Linked DNA regions of Homo sapiens: region 2 is linked to region 1. The links are chromatin loops, found by intact Hi-C in ENCODE. Cell type or tissue: dorsolateral prefrontal cortex. All regions are shown on one strand. Links, peaks and the distances in the headings refer to the core of each region. The heading gives the core; the rest is flanking DNA.

Region 1 (8,971 bases), core at 725-8,724:
ACACTTTTACACTGTTGGTGGGACTGTAAACTAGTTCAACCATTGTGGAAGTCAGTGTGGCAATTCCTCAGGGATCTAGAACTAGAAATACCATTTGACCCAGCCATGCCATTACTGGGTATATACCCAAAGGATTATAAATCATGCTGCTATAAAGACACACGCACCCATATGTTTATTGCAGCACTATTCACAATAGCAAAGACCTGGAACCAACCGAAATGTCCAACAATGATAGACTGGATTCAGCAAATGTGGCACATATACACTGTGGAATATTATGCAGCCATAAAAAATGATGAGGTCATGTCCTTTGTAGGGACATGGATGAAGCTGGAAACCATCATTCTCAGCAAACTATCGCAAGGACAAAAAACCAACCACCGCATGTTCTCACTCATAGGTGGGAATTGAACAATGAGAACACTTGGAAACAGGAAGGGGAACATCACACCCCAGGGCCTGTTGTGGTGTGGGGGTAGGGGGGAGGGATAGCATTAGGAGATATACCTAATGTAAATGATGAGTTAATGCGTGCAGCACACAAACATGGCACATGTATACATATGTAACAAACCTGCACATTGTGCACATGTACCCTAAAACTTAAAGTATAATAAAAATAAAAGAATCCTAGCATTCATATCAATAAATGAAGAGATATCCTTTTGTATATCTGCATTTGGGAAAGATAAAGTTTCTCTAGAATTCTACAGAATACTAAAATTCTATACCCAAGATAGTGCCTGGGGACCTAGAGGGTGCTCAGTAGATATTACTGAATAAGGATTAAAACAAGGAGAAGCCCTGGGTTTTGGAGGCAGTCAACCTGGCATGGGAATCCTAGCCTGATACATGTTATCCATGTGACCTTAAATATTCTGTTTCTTGTTAGGCTATTTTCCCAGGACAATGATGCCTTCTTGCTCTATATTTACATAAATAAGTGACCTAGTGACCTTTCACTGGACAAGGAACATTTGTCTTATGGTGATTTTCTTTCTTTGCCATCACCTAGAATCAGGCAGCAATCTGGCTGGCTAAAAAGGGAAAGCACACATAGAGAGACACACGTATAAAAATTTTATCTCTGGCAGGCTCCACTGTGTTTGGCACCCAGTCATGCTTCCATTCTTGTTTGGCCATATAGGCTATGTAGGTGTTTCTATTTGTGGGTGTATGTTACACTGAAAACCCCTAACCATTCCGATCATGCTGCTCTCCTCATCTCTGTACCCAAGCAGCAGAATCCTAGAAGTGAGGAACTGCTTTTCCACATCCAAGCCCCAGGGTTCTCTGAGTAACTGTCAAATCTGCTTCTCCCAGCACTCAACCACCCTCTGCTCTCGCCCCTGCCCCTCTGTCACTTATCTTCTGTGTTAGTTAAGTCCACAGCTCTCACCCCCACAAGATTGAATGTAAGGGTCACTACCTATTCATCGACAAATCGCCTAGAATAAAGTGCATAGATGTAGCAGCACATCTGTGTCCTAAAAAGCCCAGTTCAGTGATTCACAATCCCTGCCCCACACTCCTACAGCAAGAGAATAATCTCTCTAGACATGCCACTCTTGCATTTGCACGCAAATGCGTAATTGCTTCCTATTGCCTCGCCTATCGAATTTATATTCTTCAACCTGATTATCCAGATATTCTGCCAAGACCCTTGACTCTCTTTTCTCATAGCTGAACTCACTGGTATTGCTCACTTCTCTCACAGATAATGTATAAGCAACAAAATCTAAGCCCATTCCCAGTTCTTCATCCAGAACATGCCTCTTTCTCCGGGCCATAGACATTTTATTCCCTCTCTCCTTTTCTCTGCCAGCATACTCTGCAGATCCTTTCAAACGCTCCTGCATAAAGGAGAAACCACTCACCTAGCTGCTCATTCTTTACTCACAAAGGCCTCAGGCCTCAAGCTCATCCTTTAACTTTTATTTCTCTTTTCAGCAAAGAGTGTGTTGGTACATTCACCTTCCCTCCCTAGGTTGACCAGTTTTTCTAACTGGACCCCAGACCTTTGATGGTTGTTGCTTTTTCAGCTTGCCAGCTGCACCTAGTACAGAGTTATTCATCAGGAATATGCCCAGGAAGTGTTATTGACTGATACGCAGCAATGAATTTTTTTTTTTTTTTATGATAGAGACTTCCCCCAAAAGGGGAATGATTTCCTTAGCTGCAAGTTGTGGTTGTGGTTGTTGTTGTTAACCATGCAGCACAATAATATATTCCTAAGTTTGTTTTCTTCAATGTTTTACACTACTAAGATTAATAAAAGAAATGCTTTTAGGCTGTTGTTTCAATTACAGTATACTAGAAAGTGCTAGAGGAAAACAGAAACAAAAATCTATGGCTATGGGGCACTTCTTGAAATAAAAATGTCTTGCCCTCTCTTTATTCTGGCAAAATAGGAAAAGAAAAATACTCTGTGCTGGCAAGGGGCAAGTTCAGGCATTTAATGGATCTTTTTGTCAGCTGTCATTTGTTTCTACCAAGTGCTACATACCCTTTACCGTAGATGAATACTCCTTATGTCTACAGAAAGACCCAGGGTGGCTCGGGGTGCGTTGTAGGCATTTCAAAGTCATTCTTCCTTTACATCTCTGCCTGTGTTCAAGTGCCTATTTTCAATTTGCAGTTGTGCTGGGAAAACGTTTTGATTCTTGATTTAGAATGTGCACTCCCAGAAGGTTCCAAGAGAGTTTCAGGCAGAGAGATAAAGCTTGTCTCTTTATGCTGCTTTCTAGCGTGTGCTCTGTGGCAATAATACACACCCCACACTGTGCTTATATCCCTGGTTTTATGAAAGTCAGTCCAATGCCTATTTGGTGAATCTTTTGACATGCAAGTACTGTTCCCTGAGGAAGAAAGCTAGTTGCAGCACTTTCTCTCTCCTCCTCTCTTTGTTTTCCATGTTATACATAATTCTTAGGAAAACCGTAGTGTGAAATGCACCGGAGAAACTAAAATCGCAATGAAAAAGTCAGCTGTAAACGGTATATCTGACATTGCTCACTACAGTAAAAAGACCCCATTTTATGAACATAATAAGGCTCAGGTTCTATGCTTTGAGCTAGGGTGAAACAAACACATAGGCATCAACCAGCTGAGTCCCAAATTACCTAGGCCAACTGAGGACCCACAGACTTTTTTCCCAGGTGATATGATGGCAAATAAATCAAGTTCAAGAAAGCTGAGTGAAAGTTCAAATACATTATATGCTAAGGCTGTTAAGCCAAGAACATACAATCAGACTCTGTCTGTAGCCAGGGAGTTTGAGCTCACCTCAAAAACAGCCTTTCATCTAATGAAATGTTAAAAAGACTTCCAAAAATTTTACCACTGTTGCCAAAATCTATCTTTCATCGCTTGAGCAAATTGCTGTAAACTTGTTGGAGAGGATTTTCTATATTTATGCAGAATGTTGTCATCTACATGTTGGTATTTGCTAGATTTTATTTCATAACATTTTTTTCTCCAATCAAACTAGCTGGATTGAATTTCAAAATTGAGCTCTCTTTTTAGTGGTGGTGGAGAGGGGGGAGGTTGTAGAGCATCAAATCAAAATCTAATGAAGTTTCTAATGATCAAATAAATAATCACTTGACATTTATTGCCATGTTTGGCAATCTGCAGAAATGGAATAGAGTAGATATGCCTACAGCCCCATTTCCCATAGATTTACATTATGCTACCACACAGAATTAAGCTGACATAAGCTCTTTAAGACTCACTAAAGCAGCAGATTTTACACAACTTGTTTAGATTTTTTTTTTCCTTCTCCATGATCCCATATTCCCTGAATAAATCTTTCTATCCATTTTCCATTCCTTGTTCTTTTGAGAGGCCTGCTGGAGCTTCCCCTTGATGTCATTTCAGGCTATAACCCTGCAGTTTGCGTTTATCTTAGCTGTAAAATGCAACAGTAATTTATATGCTCCCTTACTCCTGCTTCCTCCGAGGCACTGGCTGCCAGCTGTCTACCCAGCAGTTTAAAGAAAGAGCTGTAATGAGCGAGAGTGCAGCAGGAGAGGGGCGGCGCCACATCACATCAGAGGCTTTTATTTCTGCTTCCTCAGTGAGCACTGGATCCACATAAATGGCATTTTCTGGCGCTGACTGGCTGCAGCATAAAGTCCTTCCTCCCCTGCACCTCCACCTTCCCGCTCTCACCTCACACCAGCCTTATGGGGACAGGCTTCATCATCTCTTCCTTTTATTTCTGACTTAAGGAGAACAGAGCAAAAAGATGAGACAAAGCCTGGGGCAGCTGTGATGCTGCAGTGTAGGGTGTGAGATCCTAGTGCAAACCTTGCCCCTCAGCACCAAGAACATGCTCTTGGAGCTGTGAGACAAAGCTTCCCAAGAGCTTGATGCACTCAACATCCTTAGATTTTTAGCTGGGCTATTGAGATGTTTTTTTTTTTAATGTAATTCAGTTGAGGTTTAGTCTCTTTAAAAATAATCCAATAGTAGGGTTATTTGCCTTGAGTTTTGTAAAAAATAAAAATAAAAAAAATAGGACAAAGCCATTTTAGTTTAGTTCTGCCTCCAGAATCTGTTCCCCTGGCACTCTCTTCCTCTCCCATATTCTGTTTTTGGGGGTACATAAAATATGCCCCTTTTCATGCACAGGAACCCACACAAGTTCAGGGAATAAAATTCAGCATAAAGCAGCCACAAAGGAGTTTCCTTTATGCTACTAAAATTAGACAGCTCTCTTTTGCCAGTCCACTGAAAACAATCCCAATTTAACAAAAGGAAAGGAAAAGATTTTAAAGCCTGTCTATATGTTTAATATTAAGACTGGCACTAGGTAGAAGATAGAGCACACACTGGCAAAGGATCGGCTCCTTTTCTGTGATATTCCTGAATGTGTTGACTATTAACATCTCCAAGGAAGACCTTGTCACTTTAGGATTCTTATCTCTCACATTCCCTTTAGCTTTGTGTAATCTTGATTTTTGTCCAAAGCTGGTGTTTCTTGGCAGAGACTGGCAAAGCAAAAGCTAGGAGCCGTGTTGAAGGAGGCTGAGCTTCAGATCAGTGGATCAATCTGAAGGAAGGGTGTGAGCAACAGTTAACTCTTGCAAGTACTGGTCCTTCCTTAATTCAGTCGCAGCAGAGAGGTTTTAATATTTTTCTTTCTTTGGTCAAGTTCATGGCCACAATTATATTTTCTACTGAGAAATGATTTACTAGTCTGACAAAGACTTCAAATATCTTTTTTGTGACTCTTATTATTTATTCTTCTATAGCTGAAAAAATATCAGAAAGGTTCTTATGTTTAGAAGATGTAAATTTCCCTGAGGTTTCACAGCAAGGATGGAAATAATAGCTTCTTTCTAACATAATAGCATTGTGATGTTTCATTATAACTATAATTTGGGGTAAATTTACAAAAAAAAAAAAAAAACCACGAGAAAGCTAAACGGAATGTACTGTCTTTATCTATTAATCCTTCCATACTTTCTGCAAAAGATATTTTGAAGTCTCTCCAGTCTTTCTCTTCATTTCTCTTCAAATGGCATTAGATTTATGTAGAAGGAAAATAGATCAGAAAGACTCATGTATTTTTGGTGTTTTCTAAATGCACAACACACCGTGATTTTACTATTGAAGAATTGCAATGCAAATGTACTTACTGGTTCTAAGGCTTTTGATGCATAAAGATCCTGGAAGCTACTTCTACTACAAGAGATTATCTAAGAAATAATAAAAATACAATGGAAAGCCAAAAAGGGTGTCCTCTACCCTACTTACATATTAATCTGGAAATAGAGCAGCTTTCCAGACCCAAAGCAACATGAAATACAATGGCTGGGAAAAATGCAAGAGAGGGAGAAGACACCTTTCCTACCACCTTTAGGAAATATTTTGAGCATAAATCATCATACAAAACAATCATATCTCCTACTTTTTTGGTGTTAGTGGGGGTTGAGCCAAGTAAGAGGATAACAGTGATGGGGAACCATTGCTAATTTAAACTAAGGAAGCAGCTGAATCATTGAAATGTATGTATATGATGACATATTGCAAACAGCATTATAAGAACTTTGTGTTTTAAACTTGGAAGTGATGTTTGATCCTTCTAAGCCAGCATTTGTCTTTTAATAATATTTAAGCATTGATGATATATGTGAAATAGATCATCTTTATACAGAATTAGGCTTTTCAGCATGTAAAAACTTTAATCCACTTTTTTATATACTAGACTTCTATATACTCTATATTAAAGTATCCCAATTAAACAAAACCAAAACAAACAAAATCTTCAACTCCTTGTAAAGGTGTCAATCAGCACAATTACTGCTTTCTAGCAGGAGGACTTTGTGATAAGAGCAGAAAGAAAGATGCTACAGGATAAAAGAATAGAAATGATCTAAAAAAGATGTCAGGAGTAGACTCCACTAGAAGGTAACTAGAAAAATGGATGAATTAACCATTTCAGGAACATGTCTTTTCTCTTGGTTTTGAGCAGGATTCCTAGAGAAAATGACTAGATAAATCAAAGTAAATGGCACCAACTCTAGAAAATAATACACAAAGAATAGTGGCATAGAGGTTGGGCAGCAATCAAGATGACACATTTATTTTTTCTGAATTTAATGTAATTTTACTAATAGTGGTTTGAGGCTACCCTAAAAAGAAACTCTTCAGCAATGTATGACATGGTATGAGTCAAGGCTTTGCCCACTCCCAATTGGAAATTTGCCCTGTAGATTAACAACTCACTTTTAGCACATTCTCACCATATGTAGCAGTGAATTATCCATTGCGATTGCTGGCATAGTAAATGCTCTCATACAGACCCAAGTTTCATATCACTGGGGCTATTATCACACCCCTCTCCCCATATCACTAAGTACTAATCTGTCCTGACAATGTGACATTCATCACAAGCTTTTTCTAAAAATTCTATCATTTTGGTTCACATTTTTCTAACCTATGTATGCTTGGAATATTTACACACACACACATATATACACACAGCCTAACTTTGAATGTGTTCTTCTGTAGAATGGAAATTTCATTTTGCACCTGAGTTAACTGAACAGCAATATGAACCAAATGATTTTCCTTCCCACAGAAATGTAACAGGTAATAAAGCTGTCTTTGTAGTAAACTGAAAACTCACTATGTAAAAAGCACTAATTTGGTGACTATGTTAAACACACATTTATATAAAATAGTTCCGGCCCTGGAGGAGCTTGTAACTAGTGTGGAGGCAAAAAAGCTTATAAAACTTGGAAAATAGCCAGCCAAAGTTAGTAATAAGTACCAAGTAAGTAGAGTAGAGAATGAGGGCTCTCAAACTTCAGAGGAGGAAATCGTTTTGGATTGTCGTGGCCTGGGAAGCTTTTGTGCAGCTGGTAAATTATGAATGTAAAGTAGGAGAATGGAAAGGCCTAGGTAAATAAGAATTATGGGAAAGGCACGCCAGGCAGGAGGCAATGGGATCAGTAAAGAGTAGAGAATGCTACAGATGAAAGCAGAGACATGAGCATGAGACAACCGTCTGTTTGTTGAAGTGAATGAATGGGCAAATATTTATTAAAATCCTACAGGTATAAAGCACCGTCCTATTTGCTGAAGATACAAAGGCAATGAGGTCTTTGACATTCCAGGATCCCTAACAACAGAAGCCAGCTCTATTGGGCAGCATGATGTCATAGAACAGGGAGAGCATGGCCATCAGACAGCCCCAGGTTCCATTCTGGCTCTGTTATCATAGCTATTATTACAGTTCCCTGTGTTTCATAAAACAATAAATACAGAACCACATACATCATAGCAGGGGTCCCCAATCCCCAGGAACCAGGTTCCATCCTGGCTCTGTTATTTATTATGGGACATTGTATAAGCATTTGGAATCTCAAATTCTTCACGTACAATACTGGCATAATGATGTCTTATTTATTTATTTATTTATTTATTTATTTATTTATTTATTGAGACAGGGCCTGGCTCTGTCACCCAGGCTGCAGTACAGTGTAGCAATCTCAGCTCACTGCAACCTCTGCCTCCTGTGCTCAAGCCACCCTCCCACCTCAGCCTCTCGAGTAGCTGGGACTACAGGTACACACCAACATACCTGGCTCTTTTTTGTATTTTTTATACAGACAGGATTTTGCCAAGTTGCTCAGGCAGAACTCCTGACCTCAAGTGATCCGCCTACCTTGGCCTCCCAAAGTGCTGAGATTACAGGCGTGAGCCATTCTGTCTGGCCAACAATGCCTCTTCTATAAGTGTGTTATTACAGGAAATAAATGAGAAAATGTGTGTAAATAGAAAGACTCAGTAACTGGCATATGGTGGCCATCATATAAATCATATCTATTATTACAGCTCACTGTGTTTCACAAAACAATAAATACAGAACCACATACATCATAGCAGGGGTCCCCAATCCCCAGGAACCAGGATACACAGCAGGAGGTCAGTGGTGGGCAAGCGAGTGAAGCTTCATCTGTATTTACAGGCACTTCCCATCGCTCGCATTACCGCCTGGGCTCCACCTCCTGTCAGAGCACTGGTGGCATTAGATTCTCACAGGAGCTCAAACACTACTGTAAACTGTGCATGAGAGGGATCTAGTTTGCAGGTTACTTATGAGAATCTAATGCCTGATGATCTGTCACTATCTCCCATCAACCCCAGATGGGACTATCTAGTTGCATGAAAACAAGCTCAGGGTTTCTACTGATTCTACATTATGGTGAGTTGTATAATTATTTCATTATATATGACAATGTAATAATAAAAGAAATAAGGTACATAATAAATATAATGTGCTGGAATCGTCCCAAAACCATCCCTCCACCCCATCCGTGGAAATATTGACTTCCATAAAACAGGTTACTGGTGCCAAAAAGGTTGAGGATCGCTGCATCATAGGGACCAAACCAATTTAACACAAATTCATTGAGGACCTATGATGTCCCAGGCATCATGCTAGTTCAATTAC
Region 2 (8,971 bases), core at 735-8,734, 74 kb before region 1:
TCTCCTGCCTCTTCCTACCAAAAAAAAAAAACAAAAAAAGCTCCAGAACAAATACCTCAAAACAACATAATAACCACAACAAAGTAAAATAGATAATACATTTAGAAAAAACTTAGTATTTGGAGTACAAAATGATCTCCTCAAGGCTATTTACTTATGGATTGTAAACCAATTTGACATTTGCCTGGTCCCAAGTAGATGAAATGATATGAGTTTCCTTCTTAAAATTAAGTAATTCTAAGTTACATTAGTTCTTTAAATTATTGAGCAATAAAGATAACTGAAAGTATGTATTTCTCTGTCTTAAGACAGATGAATAACTCTGAAAGCCCTTAAATATTTAGAATTATGGAGTGCTTATATCCTTGCTAAACCAAAATAAAATGACATATGACTTAGCCATATAATATTATACTTAGTTATCTGATCATTATATTATAACGGACTTAAAAATACTTAGAATTAACAAAGTTTATGCTTGTTATTATGTTATATATAAGAGTTTCCAGGTTCACTGAACTGCACCTCAAGAAACATATTGATGCATTCTCTAACTACATTTAAATCACTGTGTGTACAAAACACTTCTTATTCTCTGAGCTTTAATAGCTATCTGTAACATAAAAATGTTAATATGCCTTTTCCACTCTTATTTTTTCTGTTCAAAACCGTTTAGGAGACTGGCTTCATTGATTATAAAATGATCTACAGGAGCCTCTGTTCTTGAAAGGAAGGGGAGAAGAGAGGAGAGAGAAGGAAGGGGAGAGAAGAGAGGAAGGGAGGAACTGGACAAGAGCTGTTTGAAGGAGTCCAGGTAAAAGAAGACTGTAGCTGGTACCACATTGTTAGTAGTTGAGGTAAGAAGAGCGAACAGACTGACGGATAGGATGGAGAAAGAACCAACAGGTCTGTGTGTTGCTGATATGTTTGTGTGGGTGTTGGGAAGTCATGAAGAAAGAAAATAGAGAAGCCTAGGATTCTTCTGAGACTTGCTTTGAACAAGTGGGTGGATATAAGTTATTTACCAATTTAGGAATGGTGAGTAAAGAGAAGTTTTGGTAATGTGTAAATAAAGAGCTGTGTTTTGACTTATTTGACACTCATTCGAGAGGTATTTTAAGCATTCATGTAGCAAAATCAACTAAGCAGTTGGATATTTGGATTTGGAGTTATAGGAACAGGTACGGCTAGAACTCTAGATTTGGGAGTCATCAGTACAAGATGATATTTAAAACATGTGCTACTCATTAGGTCACCCACAGAAAACCTGTAGATAGTGAAAAGAAAGCTCAATATGTCAAAGAACTATAATGTGACCATGCAGTGCCTAGATGAGAGTGGCTAAATTGGAAAGGAGTAAGATTGAATGGATCATATAGTGTGGCTTGCCCATTTAGCCACAGAGTCAGTGTCTAAACATCCTGACTTATTGAAGAATTTAGAAAAGCATGACTTTTCCATAAAATGATATTTATGGTCTCTCAATACAGAGGGGAACTTTTTCCTTGTGGACTTTAAATTTCCCTGAATTACATAACACCAGAGATCAGTGGTCCTAATTTTGAATCAATTTTGGCAATAATTTAGATGGATCTTGTACTATCCCTTTTCTGGCTTGCAGGAGACTTTGTGCCTTTTGAAGTAATATGGCTATTATTTCTCTCTTGTCAAGTGTGCAATAGGTATTGCCACACATTAGTGAACCACTGAACCTAACCCATTGTATCTTTCTGTCATGTTAGCATTAATGGCAAGTGTGAGCAAGACCCCTGGGGAGGACAGGCTTTGAGGACAATTTGGATTAATATGCTAAATTATCTAAAATAAATAGGGACTCCATGTGTAATTTTCATTTCCTAAGCCCTGCAACAATTATAGTTATTCCACTGAAATGTCTGTAGCAATGAGATCAGTGACAAAAATAGTGCTTGAAAAACAAGAGCAGAAATGGCAAACATGTTATTTATTTGCTTAAATCCATTATAATGGGACTGGCAGTGTTAGTCTCATTAACAGAGGGACCTTTCTTTCCACACGCCAGCTGGAATAATAAAGGCAGCTATGTGACATTTAAAATGCAATTGCTCTGCTATCTGTAGATGATTCTGTTTCTGATACTTACTGATCACAGAGGAAAGAGATCTGGGTAGAATGTAAACCGTTTTGTTCATCATCTGCATTCCCAACAAATATAGCATTAGGGTTAAATGCTATAATATGGCAAGAAGGATATGCTGAAAAAGTATTTATGTCAGAATGCTTGAACATCTATTTGAAGCAATTCATGCAATTGTTCTTTTGCCATGTGACCAACCAAGAGTTGGTAGAAATACATCTGTTGTGTTTTTCTTGAATAGGCAAAAATAAATTATAATTAGGGAGATACTGCTTTGTGCACATAAATATACTGCATCTTTTGAAATTAGTTGTTCCAAACAAGTGAAAAGGATGCAGATTTCCCTCTTTGAATACTTAGTGAATGCAGGCTCATTTTGATGCCTTTGTTTTAATGATGAAGTGATGATCTTGAATTGAAACATACCTGTAGAGGTTAGGCATCATGTGACAAAGTAAGTTTTGGGATAAATTTAAGAATCTGATTTATTCAAAATTCTTTGCATTAAGGATTTGTTTTAAACCTCAAATAGGCAAATACTACTCAGTGATTTTCCATCCCTTCTTAACTGTTCCAACATGGATTCCAAAATGAGGGGTTTTAGGGGGGATTTTTGAGGCTTCCATTTTCTCGGTCAGATGAAAAAATTAGGAAACTCAGAGGCAAATAATGGCCTATATAATATATCACTTGGGTGGCCAAGCTTCTCCAGACCTCCAAGGTTCAGGCTAGAATTTTAATGGGTTCCCATCTTACTTGACCCAATTCATCTGTTTCCACTAGGTATCTTTATCCTTTACACACTAAAACCATGGAATGAACTGTAAATCATCAGATTATAAATTTTTATTCTGACGTTTTTAGGAACTACATTTATTCCACTTTTCTGTGTATGTAATGAGGTCTTGCTAGTTTTTTATTTTAGAGGCAAACAGCTATGCAATTTTGACTCATATGCATAGTAACAAAGCCGGAATATAAGTCCAGTTTTCTATGTAAAAAGCTATACTCCAATATTATTAGGATTATGAGGAGTATATAGTTTTTTAATCCCTCTCTCTCCCCTCTTATATATATACACACACACACAAATACACACCACTTACACTCAGTATTGCTGAAATTAAAAGTTAGATAGAATGCCTCAAAAGTAAGATAAAAAAGAAAAGCAAATAGCATTATTAAGAAATGAGCAGAAAGAGACTACCTAAAAGAAGAGAGTGTCTCTCATTCTCCAAAGCCTTTCTCTCTCATCCTATCTCCATACTAAGATTAAGAGATCATTAGGGGTCCATTTCATCCCCTTTGATGGATCAATTTCATTCGTCCAACAAACCACATACAGCTGACTCTGGATTGAAAAGCATCTGCTGGAGCCAAATTCTTGAGGCTTATTTTCCCAGAAACCGGTTGGAGAGGATGCTTCCTACCATAGAAAATCACAATAAACTATGCTCCCCTTGTGAATATTCACAACACATAGCTACTAAAAGCTCTAAAAAGCTCTGCTGTAAACCCTTTTAACTACTTCTAACATAGAGTTTCTTAAATATATCTCACCAGAGAGCCTTTAAAAAATTACTCCTTATTAACATCTACCAAGCTAAATGTTGGACTGGAATCGTGATTCTCAAACTTTAAATTAGGATAAGAATCAACTGGGTACATGTTGGGTACTTGTTAGAATCTTAAAGTCCCGGGGTCTACTTTCGCAAAGTCAAAAAGCCTCATTTCCAGCAAGCATTCAGGTGGATTCTGATGAAAGATGTCCATAGACCACAATTTAAGACACACCATCCTGAAAACTAAACTGAGGTACTCTTAGTAAAAGTCAATGCTGAGGTAGGCTCTGACCATGTAACCACACTGGTCTTTACTGGGCAATATGGGAGCCATTCTTATTCTACTCAGAATTACACTCTGTGTTACAAAAGGAATTATCATTCCCGATGGCAAGAATGTACCTTCAAGGAATGGTGGCCTCCCTTAGGCTGGTTGGTCCCGGCCCCCCAGTTATGCTTTCAACAAACATTTGTCATTTACCTTCTACGTGTTTTACAGTTTACATATTCAATCAAATTGTACTCGAATGGCATTGTACATGATCAGTAATATGCAGGAGATGCACAATGCCAGAGAAAAGCAGAAATGGCATGCCACTTCTGGATATGGTGTGATAAAGGAAGTCTTTACAAAGGAGGTAAAACAGAAACCGTCTTGATTTTAGCAGACTGAGCTAAGAGGAAATGTCTTCAGGCCTAGGGACTATGTGAGCGTATAGTGTGTACTAGGGAAAATATGGGTCAGGGCTCATTTAGAGTAACAGTAGATGTGAGAGAAGCCTGGAAAAGCAGTTTGATGGCAGATTGTAGAGAGGCAATAATTTTCTCTGGAATATTTGCTAGACAGTGAGAATTTGGTAGAAGACGGGATTTTAGGTCTCTATTGAGATTAATGTGATTATTGAATTTAAATACAGAGATATATGAGAATTGTGCAGAGCATTCCTAAGATAAAGGGGGTAGTTACTCTGTATGTTACCAAATGATACTGTTCTCAGTGATTTAAAAGAACAGGAGAAGGAAAAGTTAGACCACTAGTATTTTTCTACTCAGGTTTAAATTGAAAAACTATGGATTAGGTAACTCCTTGAGAACCTTTCCTGTCTCTTTGGCATATGAATAGCTATCTTTATGATGTGGTTCTTCTTGAGGATGTGAAATGTCTCTGATATAGCAGATTAAATGTCCTCCGAATATTTATTTATTAAAAACCTTGTGTGTATAAAGAGTGGGACTCAATACAGAACTAGCATTGCAACAAATGATCTATTAAAATTAAAGATTTTTAATTTTAGGCACAATGAAGTGTTATATTCTGTCTACTGTGTTTTAATTTTAGGAATTCTTTTTAATGCAGTGAATTATTCTACTGTTTGAGGATCTAAATATAAAATTCAGTGATATTCATGAAAATCTAATTCTAAGGCAATGAATATAGTGGAAATGCAAAGTACAATAAAACTTGATAGAAAACTGAAACACAGCCATTCTTTTGAGAGAAGATATGGAATAACAGTGGACCATATTGAAAGTATAATCACTAAGACCGCTTGGTGTACTAAAATCGACAGTTGATTAGAATGAATAATTAGGAAATACACTGACTTTTATTTTGCAAATAAGACTTGGAAATTATTAAATCATGGATTCATATTTTAGATACTAGAACATATATATTTTATGATAGATACAAAAAAGCACAGTTTACATCCTGGGAAATGAGCTAGTGATGTGTAATTAAAATAATACCTATCAATATAGCTCTAGCTAAGTGGCTGATAGTTTTTAGCTATTATGCAGTCTACTGCTGAGAAATTGATTAGGTAATTGCAGAATGGATCTAATTCAATTGCTGATTGAAATAATAAAATGAACTGTTTCCTGAGCTGGTCATACTGATGATCTTTTAACCAAATTAATTGGGTTATGCATTAATTACCAATTGTTTTACACTCCAACCCTCTACCTCCATCACATACACACAATAGATCTACTTGGTTTTCTAGATTCAATCTTGGTTCTTAGAAAATATACTTCATCTTGAAAGAAGATACGGCACATTTGGAAATATAGGTGGGCCTTGGAGCCCTGCATAGTAAACATGGATATGATTATAAAGCACTGAGCTTACCACCTGTTACAGATTAAGAACAATCATTATTAGCTATTGCTATTAATATTTTCCTTAAAGAAAAAGTTATGTGACAAAACAAAGCAATTTGGTTAAATATAGAAAATTGGATTTTAAGAGCCACCTATTCTAGGAAACCTGTTCGGCTTGTTCACATCTACTTTCCTTCCAATTCCTTTATACAACACAAATAAGAAAAACCAACATAGGTCAAGATCAAAGAATCCCGCTAACACACCCAATCAGTGCAAGTATATACTCAGCAAACATTTCCTCTCCCTGTGTATGCGATGGTTTGGCTGCTCACTCACAGTAAGACAGTAGAGGGTAATGGTATAAATATGGGCTCCGGAATCAGACTGCCTGAATTTGAACCCTGGCTTCTCTGTTTATCAGAAAATTACCTAATTCTTCTGGGCTTCAATTTCCGTTTTTGAAAAACAGAGATAAAATAGTACCTTACATGATGGTTGTGAGGACTAAATTAAAATTAGCCTTGGACATAATAATTACTCATAAAATGTTAACTTATTATGTTTATTATTATTATAATGCTTTTTCTTCAGAAAATATATGTTTGGAATATGATGTTATGAATCCATAGTATTCATGAATTTTCTCTTCGACCAGATATAAACATTCCTTACTCTTCAAGTTAGATTTTTATCAAGGAAAAGTGAAGCTGAGGAATAAGCAAATTCTGAATGATTTTTGTTCCCGTAATTATTTAACATTGCTAATTCAAAGCCAAATTTTGAAACTGGAGCCTGAAATAAAGGTATTTTGAGAGGTCTTTATATGAAGTATGTATGAAAATCTCAGGAAAGGTAGAAACAAACAAAAGGTGTGAAATCAACATCAAATACCCACAACTTAGAAAAATTAAACTTTCCATGACTAAATTTTAAAAACTGGCTTTTATTCATAGTTTAAATATTATTAAAAGAAATGCGTACTTTACAATAGATTTTTCTAATTTTCCTTTGACCAATGTGACATTTTGAGCAGTTACTTTGATATGTAGATATCTCTGCATATAAGGATGATGGGAATGTGTCACCTATAATAGGATTTGATTATTTCAAATAAAATTTCAACATGTATGCATTTATCCTTTAGATTACTTCAATGAAAATATGAGAAAGAAGTACGTAATTTTGTCCTAAAGAACCAGTAAAAAATCCACCTCAGCTTGCTTTAAAATCTCTCTTCAAGTTATTTTCTTATTTGACAACTAAATCAAACAACCAGTCCTCTTACTTTCTTTGATCTAAACAATTTTACAGAGGCTACCTTGCAAATGTCCCAAGAGATGAGCCTGCTCACAGTGAAAAATGTACTCAGCAGGAAATTCGCTTAATGATAATGATTATTCTTCTATGTAATGGACATTTCATTGTCAGTAAAGTGTAATATTATTCTGTTGAAAGCTTTACATATGCAGCCAGCTCCAAAGACACACTAGTTTAACCTGCGTATCTCATTTTCCAGTTCTATCATTTGTCTTTTTGCATATTCAGTGAAAACCTTTCATGCTTGATACATGGATTGCTTTATGCTAACGTTGTTGCTTTTATGAAAAAATCTCCATAGCTTGTATGGATATATGGATTCATGAATACATTTCACATGATATCTGGTTGTAGAAGGTGGCATCTATTGTTTTGCCATGTGTGAGTGTATGGCTAGAGATTACTACTTTTAATTAAGCAGTGAATTACCACATTCTACTTTTTACAATTGCAAAGTTTTAACATGGGCAAGTTTTCCAGTCAGTAGTGGTTCGAGACACCACTACAGTATTTGGACGGCTGACTAAAAGGTCTCTCTTAGACACACACACAAAATCTCTGTATAGGTTTTACAGGATCTGCAATGCCACAAAACGTCTTTGTTTGTGTGTTTAGCATTAATGGCCTGCTTTCTCTTCAAAATATAAATACTCTGGAACACAAAATTGTGTCACCTCCACTTTCAGAAGTTGTTCCCCCAAAGCAAGCAAGCCCCAAGCTACATGACTGTCCGCTTCATCAGTCAGAGGTACTGAAATAAGGCGAAAGGCTAAAGGAGAATTAATACGTGAGAATCTCTGAGCCCCGAAAGCGAACCTAGAATTCTTCCCAATTAAAACATTAAGCAGAGGGGTACACTTAGGACCCGATTAAGAAATGGATAATGTATTCCTATGTACAGTAGCCCCCCCTCCCCAGTCCATTTACTCCTTGTTTCATTTTCTGTGGTTTCAACTTCTGCAGTCAACCATAGTCCAAAATTCTTAAATGGAAAATTTCAGAAATAAATAATTCATAAGTTTTAAATTGTGCACCATTCTGGGTGGAGCTAAAATTTCACGCCATGCCATGCCCCATCCCGCCCAGAACGTGAATCTTCCCTTGACCAGTGTATCTACATTTAGATGATCCCCACCCATTAGTCACAGTTATCAGATTTAAAAAAATATAATATGTATAGGGTTTGGTACCATATGCAGTTTCAGGAATCCACTGGGAGTCTTGGAATGTATGCCCTGCAGACAAGAGAGGGACTGTTGTATAAAGATAGACAAGGGAAATATAGGCAATTTATTAGTGTGTAAATATGCTACTCAAATCAGTATTTCTATTTCAGTAACATATAACCTCATGGGGATATACTTACATACAAAGCACAAATATGTGAAATGTTCTTACTAAAGCACAGGTTTCATTATAACTTAGATACACCTATATCCCATATTTATGTAATTATATTTTAAGTCTCTTTAGTGTTTAGTGCACATATATAATGGGGTCATATATGTATATATGTGCATGAACATGTATTTTATATACACTACTGTTCAACACACACTATTGATTCGTTTTTTCATTTTTTTTTATTTTACTTTAAGTTCTGGGATACATGTGCTGAACACGAAGGTTTGTTACATAGGTATACAAGTGACATGGTGGTTTGCTGCACCTATCAACCTGTCATCTAGGTTTTAAGCACCTCATGCATTAGGAATTTGTCCTAATACTCTCCCTCCCCTTTCCCTCCACCCCCAGACAGGCCCTGGTGTGTGATGTTCCCCTCCCTGTGTCCATAGTTCTCATTGTTCAACTCCCACTTATGAGTGAGAACATGTGGTGTTTGGTTTTCTGTTCCCGTGTTAGTTTACTG

Evidence for each region. A loop is a pair of places that touch in the nucleus more often than their neighbours do. Peaks named below come from ENCODE experiments on the same cell type or tissue, not always from the same donor. Only the 100,000 strongest peaks of a DNase experiment are listed, where the experiment ranks them.
Region 2: a loop joins it to region 1, with 4 times the contacts of the local background. A loop is called at or near these places in 3 of 110 quality-filtered maps.

What each region holds. Positions count from the first base shown.
Region 1 is chr5:125,572,045-125,581,015 of GRCh38, forward strand. The region is part of intron 3 of LINC02240 (long intergenic non-protein coding RNA 2240); the gene reads left to right. All of the region lies in intron 8 of LOC124901056 (a long non-coding RNA gene), which reads right to left. Among named protein-coding and RNA genes, the nearest start is that of LINC02240, 83 kb to the left of the region's middle. RefSeq lists a silencer at 4,712-5,006. In dorsolateral prefrontal cortex, for the core only: a CTCF peak has its summit at 4,035; a DNase peak (open chromatin) is centred at 4,037; H3K4me3 peaks cover 619 bases; H3K27ac peaks cover 5,025 bases.
Region 2 is chr5:125,498,100-125,507,070 of GRCh38, forward strand. It overlaps LINC02240 (long intergenic non-protein coding RNA 2240), which reads left to right. Exons shown (of 4, transcript NR_109887.1): 2 at 677-857. All of the region lies in intron 8 of LOC124901056 (a long non-coding RNA gene), which reads right to left. Among named protein-coding and RNA genes, the nearest start is that of LINC02240, 9.3 kb to the left of the region's middle. In dorsolateral prefrontal cortex, for the core only: no CTCF peak of the experiment used is centred there; no DNase peak of the experiment used is centred there; H3K27ac peaks cover 5,395 bases.